Regions from separate parts of the Homo sapiens genome. Here region 2 is linked to region 1. A link is an interaction called in ENCODE POLR2A ChIA-PET data of the cell type or tissue named here. Cell type or tissue: A673. All regions are shown on one strand. Links, peaks and the distances in the headings refer to the core of each region. The heading gives the core; the rest is flanking DNA.

What was found. Peaks named below come from ENCODE experiments on the same cell type or tissue, not always from the same donor. Only the 100,000 strongest peaks of a DNase experiment are listed, where the experiment ranks them.
Region 2: POLR2A ChIA-PET joins it to region 1 with 10 read pairs; 4 of 35 experiments call an interaction of 5 or more read pairs at or near these places.

What each region holds. Positions count from the first base shown.
Region 1 is chr16:67,550,656-67,558,415 of GRCh38, forward strand. All of the region lies in intron 1 of LOC124903703 (a long non-coding RNA gene), which reads right to left. Among named protein-coding and RNA genes, the nearest start is that of CTCF-DT, 7.8 kb to the right of the region's middle. RefSeq lists enhancers at 1,541-2,042, 2,043-2,542. In A673, for the core only: no CTCF peak of the experiment used is centred there; a DNase peak (open chromatin) is centred at 5,416; H3K27ac peaks cover 839 bases.
Region 2 is chr16:68,274,655-68,282,032 of GRCh38, forward strand. SLC7A6 (solute carrier family 7 member 6) reads left to right here. Exons shown (of 11, transcript NM_003983.6): 3 at 37-595. The coding sequence starts at 73. Among named protein-coding and RNA genes, the nearest start is that of SLC7A6, 14 kb to the left of the region's middle. RefSeq lists enhancers at 1,176-1,335, 7,092-7,378. In A673, for the core only: no CTCF peak of the experiment used is centred there; no DNase peak of the experiment used is centred there.

The sequences.
Region 1 (7,760 bases), core at 2,761-7,760:
CTGCTGGGATTACAGGTGTGAGCCACGGCACCTGGCCCATATATTTCTTTAGCAAGCTGCATGCCCACCTGCTCTTGTCACAGGAGCCTGCGCTTTCCCTTCTATAAGACTAATCACACTTCATTGCAATTGCTTATTTTATTTATTTATTTATTTTTTGAGATAGAGTTTCACTCTTGTTGCCCAGGCTGGAGTGCAATGGCGTGATCTCAGCTCACCACAACCTCTGCCTCCTGGGTTCAAGCGATTGTCCTGCCTCAGCCTCCCGAGTAGCTGGGATTACAGGCATGTGCCACCACACCCGGCTAATTTTGTATTTTTAGTAGAGACGGCGTTTCTCCATGTTGGTCAGGCTGGTCTCAAACTCCTTACCTCAGGTGATCCACCCACCCTGGCCGCCCAAAGTGCGGGATGACAGGCGTGAGCCACCGCACCTGGCCTGCAATTGCTTATTTACTTTGTACCCTCTGGAACATACATTCATAATATATGCTGACAATTTTACTGGGTAACCACCCAGGTCTGAGGTGGGTGCCTTCCCTCTAGAACTTGGTCCAAGTGTTTTGTTTTGTTTTTGGGACAGGGTCTTGCTCTGTTGTCCTGGCTGGAGTGCAGTGGTATGATCATAGCTCACCGTAACCTTGAACTCCTGGGCTCAAGGGATCCTCCTACCTCAGCCTACCAAGTAGCTGGGACTATAGGCACACACCACTATGCCCTGCTAAAGAGGTGGTCTCACTATGTCGCCCAGGCTGGCCTCAAGTGATCCTCCCACCTTGGCCTTCTAAAGTGCTGGGATCACAGGTATGAGGCATCACACCCAGCCTTTTTATTTTTTTTAAACAGCTCTTTTTGAGATTTAGCGCACCTACCATGCAATTCAACCATTTAAAGTGTACAATTTGGCCAGGCGCAGTGGCTCATGCCTATAATCCCAGCACTTTTGGAGGCCAAGGCAGGTGGACTACCTGAGGTCAGGAGTTCCAGACCAGCCTGGCCAACATGGTGAAACCCCATGTTGTCTCTACTTAAAAAATACAAAAATTAGCTGGGCATGGTAGTGGATGCTTCTAATCCCAGCTACTTGGGAGGCTGAGGCAGAAGAATCTCTTGAACCCGGGAGGTGGAGGTTGCGGTGAGTTAGATCATGCCACTGCACTCCAACCTAGGTGAAGAGTGAGACTCCATCTCAAAAAAATAAATAAATACTTAAAGTGTACAATTCAATGGCTTTTAGTATATTCAGAGTTGCACAGCCATCACCACAATTTTAGAACATTTTCATCAACCCAAAAAGAAACCCTGCACCCCTTAGCTGTCATCCCTGCGCTTCCATATTCTCCACCCTACCCCCAGGCAACCACTAATCTACTTTCTGTCTCTACAGATTTGCCTATCCTGGATATGTCTTACAAATGAAATCAGGTTAGGGCTTTCCAACTTACCCAGTTCTAAGATTCACCTGAGAACTTCCCTGGAGATTCCAATTCAGCAAATCTGGCGTAGGGCCAGCCAATTCTCTATTTGTTCAGGCTGCATCTGCCTTTGCTATGCCCAGCACCCAAGGCCAGATACACAGTAAGTGGTCCAGAAATATCTTCTGATGAATACCTCTAAAACCTGTCTCTAGCTCTGGTTTCCCTTACATACACCTCCCCAACTGATGGCCTTGTCTTATGTCAAAAGCAACCTGAAAAGCACTTTGAGTGTGAAAGTACCATATGTTCAGTGTGGAAGAAGCCTGGAAACTCAAACACTCTCCCTAGTCCCCCCCATGGGGCATAGCGCTTTAGAATGCACTTTCACCACCAGGATCCCAATTAAGGAATGGAACAGAAGCCTGAGGAGGGGACAACAGAGGGAGGGAGGACTGAGGTCAGACTGGTGGAGGAAGCAAGCAAGCTGAATCCCCAGGGGCCAGAGGGGGCAGTTAGAGATGAGGCTGAGGGGGTGAGCAGGGGCTTGGTGAGCATGGGAGGCCTTGTGGAGTGGCTGAGTTTGGAATTTATCCCAGGGTACCGGGGAGCCACCAGTGGGCTTGAAGCAGGGGGGTTTTGTGATCACGTGTGTGCTTTGGGAAGGTCACTCTGGCAGCTGTGAGAGGGAGGAGGCCGGAAGCAGGGAGGAGCCTGCAGTTACATTAGAAGAAGCAAGAGTCTGGGCCTGGTGGCTCACGCTTATAATCCCAGCACTTTGGGAGGCTGAAGCAGGTGGATTGCTTGAGCTCAGGAGTTTGAGACCAGCCTAGGCAACATGGCAAAACCCCATCTCTACAAAAAATACAAAAATTAGCTGGGCACGGTGGTGTGCACCTGTAGCATCAGCTACTGAGGAGGCTGAAGCAGGAGGATAACTTGAGCCTGGGAGGTTAGGGCTGCGTGAGCTGTGACTGCACCACTGCCTGATAGCCTGGGCAACAGAGTGAGACCCCATCTCAAAAAAAAAAAAAAAAAAGAAGCAAGAGTAGCCTGGGCCAGAGTGGGTAAAGGCTAGAAGCAGAGGCTTGAAAGTCATGCTCGCTTTAGCATGCGGTTTCATATGACTACTGTGATGTCCAGTGACTGCTCCGCTCCATTCCTTCCACACCTGTAGCCTATACCTTTACACTTCCCTTTTCATCCTTGACTTTTACCTTCTAATACTCAAGGTTTAGTCTGATATTTCCACACTAATATAAAACGAAATAGAAGGCACTCGAGGGCTAGGGACATCCTCTATCTATCTCTGGTAGTACCTAACCTTGAACATAGACCTGGGTCCTAAGCAGTTATTCAGGACATACTTGTAGATTAATAAGTCATCACCTAAATACCTCTGCTGTCTGCCTGAGAGCCTGAAGTTTCCACAATTAAAGCCCTTCCCAGCCTGGGCAACATAGTGAGACCCTGTCTCTATAAATAATTCTTTTTTTTTTAATTAGCCAGACATGGTGGCATGTGCCTGTAGTCCTAGCGACTCAGGAGGATTGCTTGAGCCCAGGAGTTAAAGGCTGCAGTGAGCTATGATTACGCCATTGCACTTCAGCCTGGGTGACAGAGTGAGATCCCATCTTTTTTTTTTTTTTTTTTCCTGAGACAGAGTCTCGCTCTGTCGCCCAGGCTGGAGTGCAGTGGTGCAATCTTGGCTCACTGCAACCTCTACCTCCCAGGTTCAAGTGATTCCCCTGCCTCAGCCTGCTGAGTAGATGGGATGACAGGCACACACCACCACAACCAGCTAATTTTTGTATTTTTAGTAGAGACGGGGTTTCACCATGTTGGTCAGGCTGGTCTCGAACTCCTGACCTCGTGATCCACCCACCTTAGCCTCCCAAAGTGCTGGGATTATAGGCCGTGATTGCCATCACACCAAGCCTACAGTCCCCCATTTTTTATGGGGGATATGTTCCAAGCTCTCTGGTGGATGTCTGAAATCAAGGATAGTCCTGAATCCTATATATAGTATGTGTTATCAATCTGATAACTGAGATGGCTACTAAGTGGCTAATAGGTGGGTAGTATATACAGCATGGGTATGCTGGACAATGGAACGAGTCACATTCCAGGCAGTATGCAGCAGGATGTTGTGAGATTTCACCACTCTACTCAGAATGGTGTGCAATTCGAAACATGATTTCTGGAAGTTTCCATTTAGTATTTTCAGACTGCAGTTGACCATGTGTAACCAATAGCAGAAAATAGCAGAAAGTGAAGCTGTGAACAAGGGGGAGACTACTGTACTCATTCTGATTTTGCCAACAAGTTGCCGGACAACCCTGAGCAAGTCACTTCATTTCTGAATTTAGGACAAAACTGCCTGGCTGATCAAATAGAGCTGTGAGCATCACTTGAAAAGGCAGACATGAAGGTGTTTTGCAAAATGAAAAATATAGAGATGGATTATAAAGGGTGATCCATGCATGTTTGGAAAAGTAAGTAACAGCACAGAAAACAAAATCAACTTCTAAAACATTGGATATAGGTTTAGCAACAGTCCTTTATACCTTTAAGAGCAGTCATTTGAGCTGAGAGGTAAAAAATAAATATGGCTGGCCGGGGTAACCCCAGCACTTTGGGAGGCTGAGGCGGGCAGATCACAAGGTCAGGAGATCGAGACCATCCTGGCTAACAGGGTGAAACCCCATCTCTACTAAAAATACAAAAACATTAGCTGGGCATGGTGGCACATACCTGTAGTCCCAGCTACTCAGGAGGCTGAGGCAGGAGAATTGCTTGAATCTGGGAGGCGGAAGCTGCAGTGAGTCGAGATCTCGCCACTGCACTCCAGCCTGAGCGACACAGCGAGACTCCACCTCAAAATAAATAAATAAATAAATAGGCCGGCGTGGTGGCTCACGACTGTAATCCCAGCTCTTTGGGAGGCTGAGGTGGGCAGATCACATGAGGTTGGGAATTCCAGATCAGCCTGACTAACATGGAGAAACCCCGTCTCTACTAAAAATACAAAATTAGCCGGGCATGGTGGCGCATGCCTGTAATCCCAGCTACTTGGGAGGCTGAGGCGGGAGAATTGCTTGAACCCGGGAGGTGGAGGTTGTGGTGAGCCAAAATCATGCCATTGTACTCCAGCCTGGGCAACAAGAGCAAAACTCCGTCTCAAAATAAATAAATAAATAAATAAATAAATAAATAAATAAATAAATAAATAAGGCTTTCACAGGGGTCTGAAGAAAGCAGACATTAATAAGGAAAAAAACTCCTACAGTCTAGGCAGGAGATGATATGGAAGGATGAGTCTTTAAAATGTTAGAATAGGCCGGGCTTGGTGGCTCATGCCTGTAATCCCAGCACTTTGGGAGGCCGAGGCAGGCAGATCGTGAGGTCAGGAGATTGAGACCAGCCTGGCCAACATGGTGAAACCCATCTCTACTAAAAATACAAAAATTAGCTGGGCATGGTGGTGCGTGTCTGTAATCCCAGCAATTTGGGAGGTTCAGGCAGGAGAATTGCTTAAACCTGGGAGGCAGAGGTTGCAATGAGCCAAGATTGCACCACTGCACTCCAGGCTGGGCAACAGAGCAAGACTCCATCTTGGGGAAAAAAAAAATTTAAATGTTAGAAGTGGTTAGGCTTGGCAGTTGATGTTGGCAGACAATGAAAGCTTTCCAAATGTCTTTAAAGGTTTAGCATCACTACTCTACACCCTCATCCAATGGTGTAAGATGACTCGCTGTCCCCCAAATACTCTTGTAGACTTTTATGCCTTTGATCATGGCTCTTCACCTTACATGTCTTCGTGTCACTTGTTAATGCTTTGCTAATCCTTTAGACCCAGCTGAAATGAGATACTCCTGGAGTGATTTACTCCTTTAGCTGTGAGCTCATTTCTTTCCACTATAACAGTTATTGCATTAATTTTTTGTGTGTTTGTTTTAACCAGTTTTACTAGTTAAATTTTGAGTCCAAGGGCAGGAAACACATCGTGAGTCATCTTTGAATCTCCAGTGCCTAGAACAGGAAGCTACACACACCAAGTATTCAATAATTACTTGATGAGCTGCATCATGTCTCACACATGTTCTCAACAGGTATAGAGAAAACCAGAGTGTTCACATGTAACTTTAGGCCTTACCCCAAGGAGGGCAGGAAGATTCCCTGCTCATTATGTCTTAGAAAATCAATATGTCTCCCCTTCGTTTGTTGATTATCTTGATTAAAGAGTTTTTAAAAAACATGTAAATGATCATAATTATTGCAAGCTTTACAGGGGTAACAATAGGAGCCAAGGAAGATCTTGGAAATACAACTGTTCTCCTGAGAATCATAGGATAATGATTTCTGGCTGGGTGCAGTGGCTCATGCCTGTAATCCCAGCACTTTGGGAGGCTGAGGTAGGAGGATTGCTTCACACCAGGAGTTCGAGACCAGCCTGGGCAACATAGTAAGACCCCCATCTCTACAAAAAACAAAAAACCTTAGCCAGGTGTGTTGGCACTCGCCTATAGTCCCAGCAACTCAGAATGCTGAGGCAAAGGTTGCAGTGAGCAGAGTTCGCCACTGCACTCCACACCCCAGCCTGGGCAACAGTGGACAATGCGACCCTGTCTCAAAAAAAAAAAAAAAAAAAAAAGCTGCTTTATTTCTTGTCTAATCCTTATGGCTGTATCAAGCACAATGATCATCCCATTTTATTTATTTATTTTTTTGAGACAGAGTCTCCTCTGTCACCCAGGCTGGAGTGCAGTGGCGCGATCTCGGCTCACTGCAACCCCTGCCTTCCAGATTCAAGCAGTTCTCCCGCCTCAGCCTCCTGAGTAGCTGGGATTACAGGCACCCACTATCGTACCTGGCTAATTTTTGTATTTTTGGTCTTGAACTCCTGACCATAGGTGATCCACCTGCCTTGGCCTCCCAAAGTGCTGTGATTACAGGCATGAGCCACCACGCCCAACCTATCATCCCATTTTATAGAAGAGAAATCTATAGTTGAGTTGTTACGAATTCAACAGAGACCACACGGCTAATAAAAAACCAAGACTAGACTTGAATCCCGAACAATCTAATTCTAGCATCCAGAGAGGGTGACATTAAACATTTAAGTTACATAACTAACACTAGTTAATCTAATTAACTGCTCATCAAATATTTCTAGTAATTTGGCTTCCCCGAATGCTCTCCTATAGGGGATCAATATGCCTTTTGCCAGCACGAGGACACTGGTCCACTTGCCCGTTGTTAACAGCACTCTGCTTATCTAGCAAGCGCCTGTGAGCCTGACAAATCCCCGAGGAAGGAATCTGCTCTTAGGGTACAAACCACATTGGGTTTCTGGTCCTGTACGTGAGGCTCAAGGCCAGATCTTTTTTTTTTTTTTTTTTGAGACAGAGTCTCACTCTGTCGCCAGGCTGGAGTGGAGTGGTGCGATCTCTGCTCACTGCAACCTCCGCCTCCCAGGTTCAAGCGATTCTCCTGCCTCAGCCTCCTGAGTAGCTGGGATTACAGGCACACGCCACCACACCCAGCTAATTTCTGTATTTTCAGTAGAGACGGGATTTCACCATGTTGGCCAGGATGGTCTCAATCTCTTGACCTAGTGATCCGCCCACCTCGGCCTCTGAAAGTGCTGGGATTACAGGCATGAGCCACCGTGCCCAGCCTAGCCTTATTTTTATCACCTCAACTGTTTCACAGCCTGTCATCATATTTTCCCTCAGCTTGTTTCTTTCCAGCCTCAAACATTCTATTCCTTTTGTTTGGCCTTCTGTTCCTTCATCTTTGGAGCTGACTCCATAAAGTAGGACACATCAAGATTTACCATAAAGACAAGAAAATATTTTGTTTGTTTATTTATTTTTGAGATGAAGTCTCGCTCTGTCGCCCAGGCTGGTGTGCAGTGGCGCAATCTCGGCTCACTGCAACCTCCACCTCCCAGGTTCAAGCAATTCTCCTGCCTCAGCCTCCCGAGTAGCTGGGATTACAGGTGTGCCACCACGCCTGGCTAATTTTTATATTTTCAGTAGAGATGAGGTTTCACCATGTTGGCCAGGCTGATCTCAAACTCCTGACCTCAGGTAATCCGCCTGCCTCGGCCTCCCACAGTGCTGGGATTACAGGTGTGAGCCACTACGCCCAGCCAGAAAATATTTTCTTTTCTTCCTTCCTTAGTGATCCTTCGCATTTTCTCAGCCCTATGTGAGAGCAGTACATAGGGTCCTTGTCTTCAGAAAGCAGGCTTCAAGGCCACTTGGACCCCATTCCTGGCTTTTGATGCCTCAGAGATCATAGAGTTATAAATATAATTAATATATAGTTGTAAATATA
Region 2 (7,378 bases), core at 1,417-6,416, 720 kb after region 1:
CCTGCCCTAGACTGACATACTTGTATTCTTTGCCAGGCCACAGCAAACACAGGTGTGCAGGAACCGTTTGTCATGGAAGCCAGGGAGCCTGGGAGGCCCACACCCACCTACCATCTTGTCCCTAACACCAGCCAGTCCCAGGTGGAAGAAGATGTCAGCTCGCCACCTCAAAGGTCCTCCGAAACTATGCAGCTGAAGAAGGAGATCTCCCTGCTGAATGGGGTCAGCCTGGTGGTGGGCAACATGATCGGCTCAGGGATCTTTGTCTCACCCAAGGGTGTGCTGGTACACACTGCCTCCTATGGGATGTCACTGATTGTGTGGGCCATTGGTGGGCTCTTCTCTGTTGTGGGTGCCCTTTGTTATGCAGAGCTGGGGACCACCATCACCAAGTCGGGAGCCAGCTACGCTTATATTCTAGAGGCCTTTGGGGGCTTCATTGCCTTCATCCGCCTGTGGGTCTCACTGCTAGTTGTTGAGCCCACCGGTCAGGCCATCATCGCCATCACCTTTGCCAACTACATCATCCAGCCGTCCTTCCCCAGCTGTGATCCCCCATACCTGGCCTGCCGTCTCCTGGCTGCTGCTTGCATATGTAAGTGGGGGCTGAGATTGGGAGGATGTTGGGGGGTGGGGGGTACTATAATAACGGTACTTTAGGCCGGGCGCGGTGGCTCATGCCTATAATCCCAGCACTTTGGGAGGCTGAGGCGGGCGGATCACCTGAGGTTGGGAGTTCGAGACCAGCCTGACCAACATGGAGAAACCCCGTCTCTACTGAAAAAACAAATATAGCTGGGCGTGGTGGTGCATGCCTGTAATCCCAGCTACTCGGGAGGCTGAGGCAGGAGAATTGCTTGAACCCAGGAGGCGGAGGTTGTGGGGAGCGGAGATCATGCCATTGTACTCCAGCCTGGGCAACAAGAGCAAAACTCTGTCTCCAAAAAAAAAAAAAAAAAAAAAGATACTTTATATTTGAATAGCATATTTTGCATTTTGGAGGGGAGGGAGGCTTCTTACCTTTTGAGGAAGTAATTTTACCAGTCATTTGGTCCTGAGAGATAAGTAAGCATAAAGGATGGGGATGGGAGAAGTTTGAATCTGTTCGTGGCTTTTGGTGCCTCATATTCCTCCTCTCTTGGCTGCCCTTGTTCTGTTTTGTGGTCTGTGTGACAGGTTGGGGCATGTCTTTTATTTGTCTTGACAGCTGTTTCGATTGAAGTCAACATTGCTAGTTGTAAGCCCAGAAAAAAACCCCACCAGTGTTGAGGCCTTTATTCTGTTGCTAAAGGAAAAAAAAAAGAGTTATTTTATTTCCCAGATTTTTATCTTAAACCAGTTAAAGTCATCAGTGAGAAAGTAGGCTTCACTAGACTGTGGGAGTCCTACGGTGTTAAACTTCAGGCCCACAGGACCCTTTCCTGTCTGCCATTGCTGCTCTTTGCGGCTTGCTCTGAGCAGCAGGTACAACAAAACACCTTTTCTTCCTAGTGTATCAGACTTCTTTACACTGACTTTGTAAACAAGCTCTGCCTGCGGCCACATTTGAGTTTCTGCAGATAGAACCTGAGAGATCTCAGTTGATCCCTCTTTATTTTCCTTTTTCTCTTATGGGGTAGTAAGGAGAAAAGATTGCTGTGAATTTACCCAGCCTTGCAGAACTAGTGTTTTAAATGAGAAAGACCCAGAATTCTATGTTCCTTAGCACTGTACTGCCAGAGGTACTTAATAATATTCTGTTCTTTCCACATCTCTGCTTGCAAAAGCATTGGCAGTATATGCAGTTTATCCAGTGTTAAAAATAGCCTGAGAGTACCTTGGAGTTAGCAATAAAGGACTGTAGAATACCCATGCCTCTTGACTTTATGGAATTTGTTAAAGACAAATTAAAGGGAAAACGCTCCATATTCCTTGGGATAGTGAGGGGGAAACGGATACCCTTAGGATTAGGGAAGGCGGCTGCTCAGCTGTATGTCTGATAGGCTTTGGCTAGGGAGACTCTGGTCTGACTGAGCTTTCTAAAAAAGGGAATAATTTTCTGATTATAAAATATGTTTATTAGGCCAGGCATGGTGGCTGACGCCTGTAATCCCAGCACTTTGGGAGGCTGAGGTAGGAGGATTGCTTGAGCTCAGGAATTTGAGACCAACCTGGGCAACATGGTGAGACCCTGTCTCTACAAAAAATCAAATTAGCTGGGCATGTTGGTGTGTGCCTGTGGTCCCAGCAATTCAGGAGGCTGAGATGGGAGGATCTCTTGAGCCCGGGAAGTCGAGGCTGCAGTGAGCTATGATCACGCCACTGCACTCCAGCCTGGGTAACGGAGCAAGACCCTGTCTCCAAACAAAACAAAACAAAAAAAAAACCTCACAAAGCATGTTTATTTAGAAAATTAAATTACTCTTAAGTCATCCAAAATCTACCACCAAAAGAAGAGTACTTTTTTTTTTGAGATAGAGTCTTGCTCTGTCACCCAGGCTGGAGTACAATGGCATGATCTCAGCTCACTGCAACCTCTGCCTCCTGGGTTCAAATGATTCTCTTGCCTCAGCCTCCCGAGTAGCCAGGATTACAGGCGCCCACCACCACGCCCAGCTAATTTTTGTATTTTTAGTAGAGAGGGGGTTTCACCATGTTGGTCAAGCTGGTCGAGAAGAGTACTTTTATTTATTTATTTATTTATTTATTTATTTATTTGAGACGGAGTCTTGCTCTGTCGCCCAGGCTGGAATGCAGTGGCGCTATCTCGACTCACACCATTCTCCTGCCTCAGCCTCCCGAGTAGCCCGGACTACAGTAGGCGCCCGCCACCGTGCCCGGCTAATTTTTTGTATTTTTAGTAGAGATGGGGTTTCACCGTGTTAGCCAGGATGGTCTCGATGTCCTGACCTCGTGATCCGCCCGCCTCGGCCTCCCAAAGTGCTGGGATTACAGGTGTGAGCCACGGCGCCCGGCCTTGTATTATTTTTTAATTAAAAAAAATTTTTTTTGAGATGGAGTTTCGCTCTTGCTGCCCAGGCTAGAGTGCAATGGCATTATCTCAGCTCATCGCAACCTCGGCCTCCTGGGTTCAAGCGATTCTCCTGACTCAGCCTCCCGAATAGCTGGGATTTCAGGCATGTGCCACCACACCTGGCTAATTTTGTATTTTTAGTAGAGACAGGGTTTCTCCATGTTGGTCAGGCTGGTCTTGAACTCCTGACCTCAGGTGATCTGCCCACCCGGCCTCCCAAAGTGCTGGGATTATAGGTGTGAGCCCCCATGCCTGGCCTATTATTATTATTATTATTATTTTTCTTTTTTGAGACCGAGTCTTGCTCTGTCGCCTAGGCTGGAGTACAGTGGCTCGATCTCTGCTCACTGCAACCTCTGGCTCACTGCATCCTCCACCTCCCGGGTTCAAGAGATTCTCCTGCCTCAGCCTCCCGAGTAGCTGGGAATATAGGTGCGCACCACCATGCCCAGCTAATTTTTGTATTTTTAGTACAGACGGGGTTTCACCATGTTGGTCAGGATGGTCTTGATCTCTTGACCTCGTGATCCGCCTGCTTTGGCCTCCCAAAGTGCTGGGATTACAGGCATGAGCCACCATGCCCAGCCATAAATACCTTTTGAGGTCATCTTTTCTTGTAGGTTGTATACTGCTTTATAATTTTTTTTTTTTTTTTATTGATCATTCTTGGGTGTTTCTCGCAGAGGGGGATTTGGCAGGGTCATAGGACAATAGTGGAGGGAAGGTCAGCAGATAAACAAGTGAACAAAGGTCTCTGGTTTTCCTAGGCAGAGGACCCTGCGGCCTTTTTTTTTTTTTGCAGTGTTTGTGTCCCTGGGTACTTGAGATTAGGGAGTGGTGATGACTCTTAACGAGCATGCTGCCTTCAAGCATCTGTTTAACAAAGCACATCTTGCACTGCCCTTAATCCATTTAACCCTGAGTGGACACAGCACATGTTTCAGAGAGCACCGGGTTGGGGGTAAGGTCATAGATCAACAGCATCCCAAGGCAGAAGAATTTTTCTTAGTACAGAACAAAATGGAGTCTCCTATGTCTACTTCTTTCTACACAGACATAGCAACAATCTGATTTCGCTATCTTTTCCCCACATTTCCCCCTTTTCTATTCGACAAAACCGCCATCGTCATCATGGCCCGCTCTCAATGAGCTGTTGGGTACACCTCCCAGACGGGGTGGCGGCCGGGCAGAGGGGCTCCTCACTTCCCAGAAGGGGCGGCCGGGCAGAGGCGCCCCCCACCTCCCGGACAGGGCGGCTGCCGGGCGGAGGCGCCCCCCACCTCCCTCCCGGACAGGGCGGCTGGCCGGGCAGGGGCTGCCCCCCACCTCCCTCCTGGATGGGGCGGCTGACTGCTTTATAAAATTAAAAAAAAAATTAATATTGGCTGGGCATGGTAGCTCATGGCTTTTGTAATTCCAGCACTTTGGGAGGCTGAGGAGGGAGGATCACTTGAGCACAGGAGTTTGAGACCAGCCTGGGCAACAAAGCAAGACCCCACCTCTAAAAAAAAAAAAAATTAGGCATGGTGGCAGTGGCAGTGGTGTGCATCTGTAATCCTAGCTACTCGGGAGCCTGAGGAGGGAGGATCCCTTGAGCCCAGAAATTCAAGGTTGCAGTGAGCTATGATCATGCCACTGCACTCCAGCCTAGGTGACAGAATGAGACTTTGTCTCAAAAAAAATTTCATATTTAATCTCTTTCATCAAATACTCTTAGAAAACATGGTTTGAAGATACATAAGCAATCTCCAGGCAGTATAGTATAGTGGTTAGGATTGCAGGCCTCCATGCCAGACTGGATTTAATTTTCAGCTTTATCATTGACCAACTGTTGATCTTGGGGAGTTAACTAATTGCTGCCTCGATTTTCTCTTTTATTTTTATTTTTTGAGACAGAGTCTTGCTTTGTTGCCCAGGCTGGAGGGCAGTGGCTCAATCTTGGCTCACTGCAACCTCCACCTCCCAGGTTCAAGTGATTCTCCTGCCTCAGCCTCCCAAGTAGCTGGGATTACAGGTGCAAGCTACCATGCCTGGCTAATTTTTATATTTTTAGTAGAGATGCGGTTTTACCATATTGGCCATACTGGTCTCGAACTCCTGAGCTCAAGTGATCTGCCCACCTTGGCCTCCCAGAGTGCTGGGATCATAGGTGTGAGCCTGTAAGTGTGGGCCCGCCAGCCTCTTTCATTCAACATGTACTTTCATCCAGATTCCTCGGGATCTGAATTCCTGCAGGCTTTCTATCCTAGAAGCACTGGCTTTTCCAGAATCTAGGCCTGAGGGCAAGAACTTGCTTGTCATAGTAGTGGCCAAGTCATAAAACCATATTCTCTTCCGACTAGGGTAGGCTTTAGGGTTCAGCTTACTTCCCTTCTTGGAACTTAGGTTGCAGTATCAGGCTTTCAACAGAGCTAGGATATGCTGAGTCTCCTTGAGTAGAGGCGGCAGTGGGAACAACGTGGTTTCAGGAGACATAAATTGCACGAAACCAATTAGGTTATTTAGGGGAAAGAAATGAAAGGTCTGCACTGAATCTAGGGTAAGACTTCGGTAGGATAGGAGAATTAAGTTGGTCTTGAAATTGAGGCATGAGAGGGGTCCGGCTTGTTGGTTGGGAGACTGCCTAAACAAGTTATAGCCACGCCATTCTAGACACTTCCATCCTAGAAGGGAGGGCCCAGGAAGTCTGTATATAACCAACTCTAGGGCAGAGGCTGCCAGCTGGTGGCCCGTGAGCCAGACTTGGGCCCCAGAGATAGATTTGTTTGGTTTGTGGTGTTGTAAATAATTTTGAATTAGTTGCCAACATTTGAAAATCAGGACTTGCCTTTTCTCTTGAAAAATCAAAAGTTCAGGCATCATTGGACCCAAATTCCTGCCCGATAAAATAAGCTGGATTTCAGTAGTCGTAGCTTCTTTAAAAAAAAAAAAAATTTCTTTTTTGTTTATTTAAAAGGAGTATCCCTATGTTGCCCAGGCTGGTCTCAAACTCCTGGCTCAAGTGATGCTCCTGCCTCAGCCTCTCCAAGTGTTGGGATTACAGGCATGAGCCTCTGTGGAGGGCTCTGGCTCCTTTTTTTTTTTTGAGACAGAGTCTTGCTCTGTCACCCAGGCTGGAGTGCAGTGGCGCGATCTCGGCTCACTGCAAGCTCCGCCTCCCAGGTTCACGCCATTCTCCTGCGTCAGCCTCCTGAGTGCTGGGACAACAGGTGCCTGCCACCACGCCTGGCTAATTTTTTGTATTTTTAGTGGAGATGGGGTTTCACCATGTTAGCCAGGATGGTCTTGATGTCCTGACCTCGTGATCCGCCCACCTCGGCCTCCCAAAGTGCTGGGATTACAGGCGTGACCCACGGCGCCCAGCCGGCTGTGGCTCCTTTTAAATGGAGTATGGACTCCCCAGTCCACTGTAGTCCTCCACTTCTTGTATTATCCCCAGACTTTCTTGCCTTTGCTCACTCATATTACTTTCCTGGCCTCTGAAGGCACTGCACTTTCAGATCCTGGCTTTCTGGCTGTACCCCATCCCCTTCCCAGGTTATACTGGCAAGGAGATCCAAGCAGCTTTTTGCAGATTTCAGGCTATTTTATTTTACCTACTAATTATCCTAGAACAGTGGTTCTCAGCCAGAGGGGAGTTTATCTTCCAGGAGACATTTAGCAATATCTGGAGACACTTTTGGTTGTCACAACTCCTGGAAGGGGGTGCTTTTTGCTTCTAATGGTAGAGGTCGGGGTGCTGCTGAACATACCACCATGCACAGAACAGCTTCTCACAATAAAGACTTACTTGGCCTAAAATGTCAATAGTGCTGAGGTTGAGAAACTCTGTCTTAAGGGTGCACTCTGTTCATATGTGTTCTGGGGTTTTGGAATCTTATGTGGTGAGGCAGGGCCACAGGCTGCTGACTGAACTCAGTAAGTTTAGGGGCTCATACTCACTTGTGGGACTAATGGGGAGAAATGTTGGTTCTTGAGGTAGGTACATAGGGTCTCCTCTTTGCCTAGGTGACCAGCAGGATTCACAGTAACCCAGGTGCCCAGTATTATAAGAGTACTTGATTTGACTGCAGAAGGGTGGTGTTTCTGCCTTGGGTGTTGTCAGCCCATTTAGCTTTGTGGGCTTTGACCTCGGGATCCTCCCTCTTGTGTAGGCTTATACACATCAATGGAAAGTATTTGCTTTGAAGATTTCAACATGGAAGTAGTTCATTGCTGACACAGCGGCATCAAAGCCCAGCGCCTGCTCACAGCTGAGACTCCATTCCCCCTGAGTTTGTTTGGCAAGGGTGACAGTGAGCAGGAGGAAGAGAAGGAGGGAGACTGGGAAGGATGAGACTGGAGGGAAGAAGAAACACTGTATGA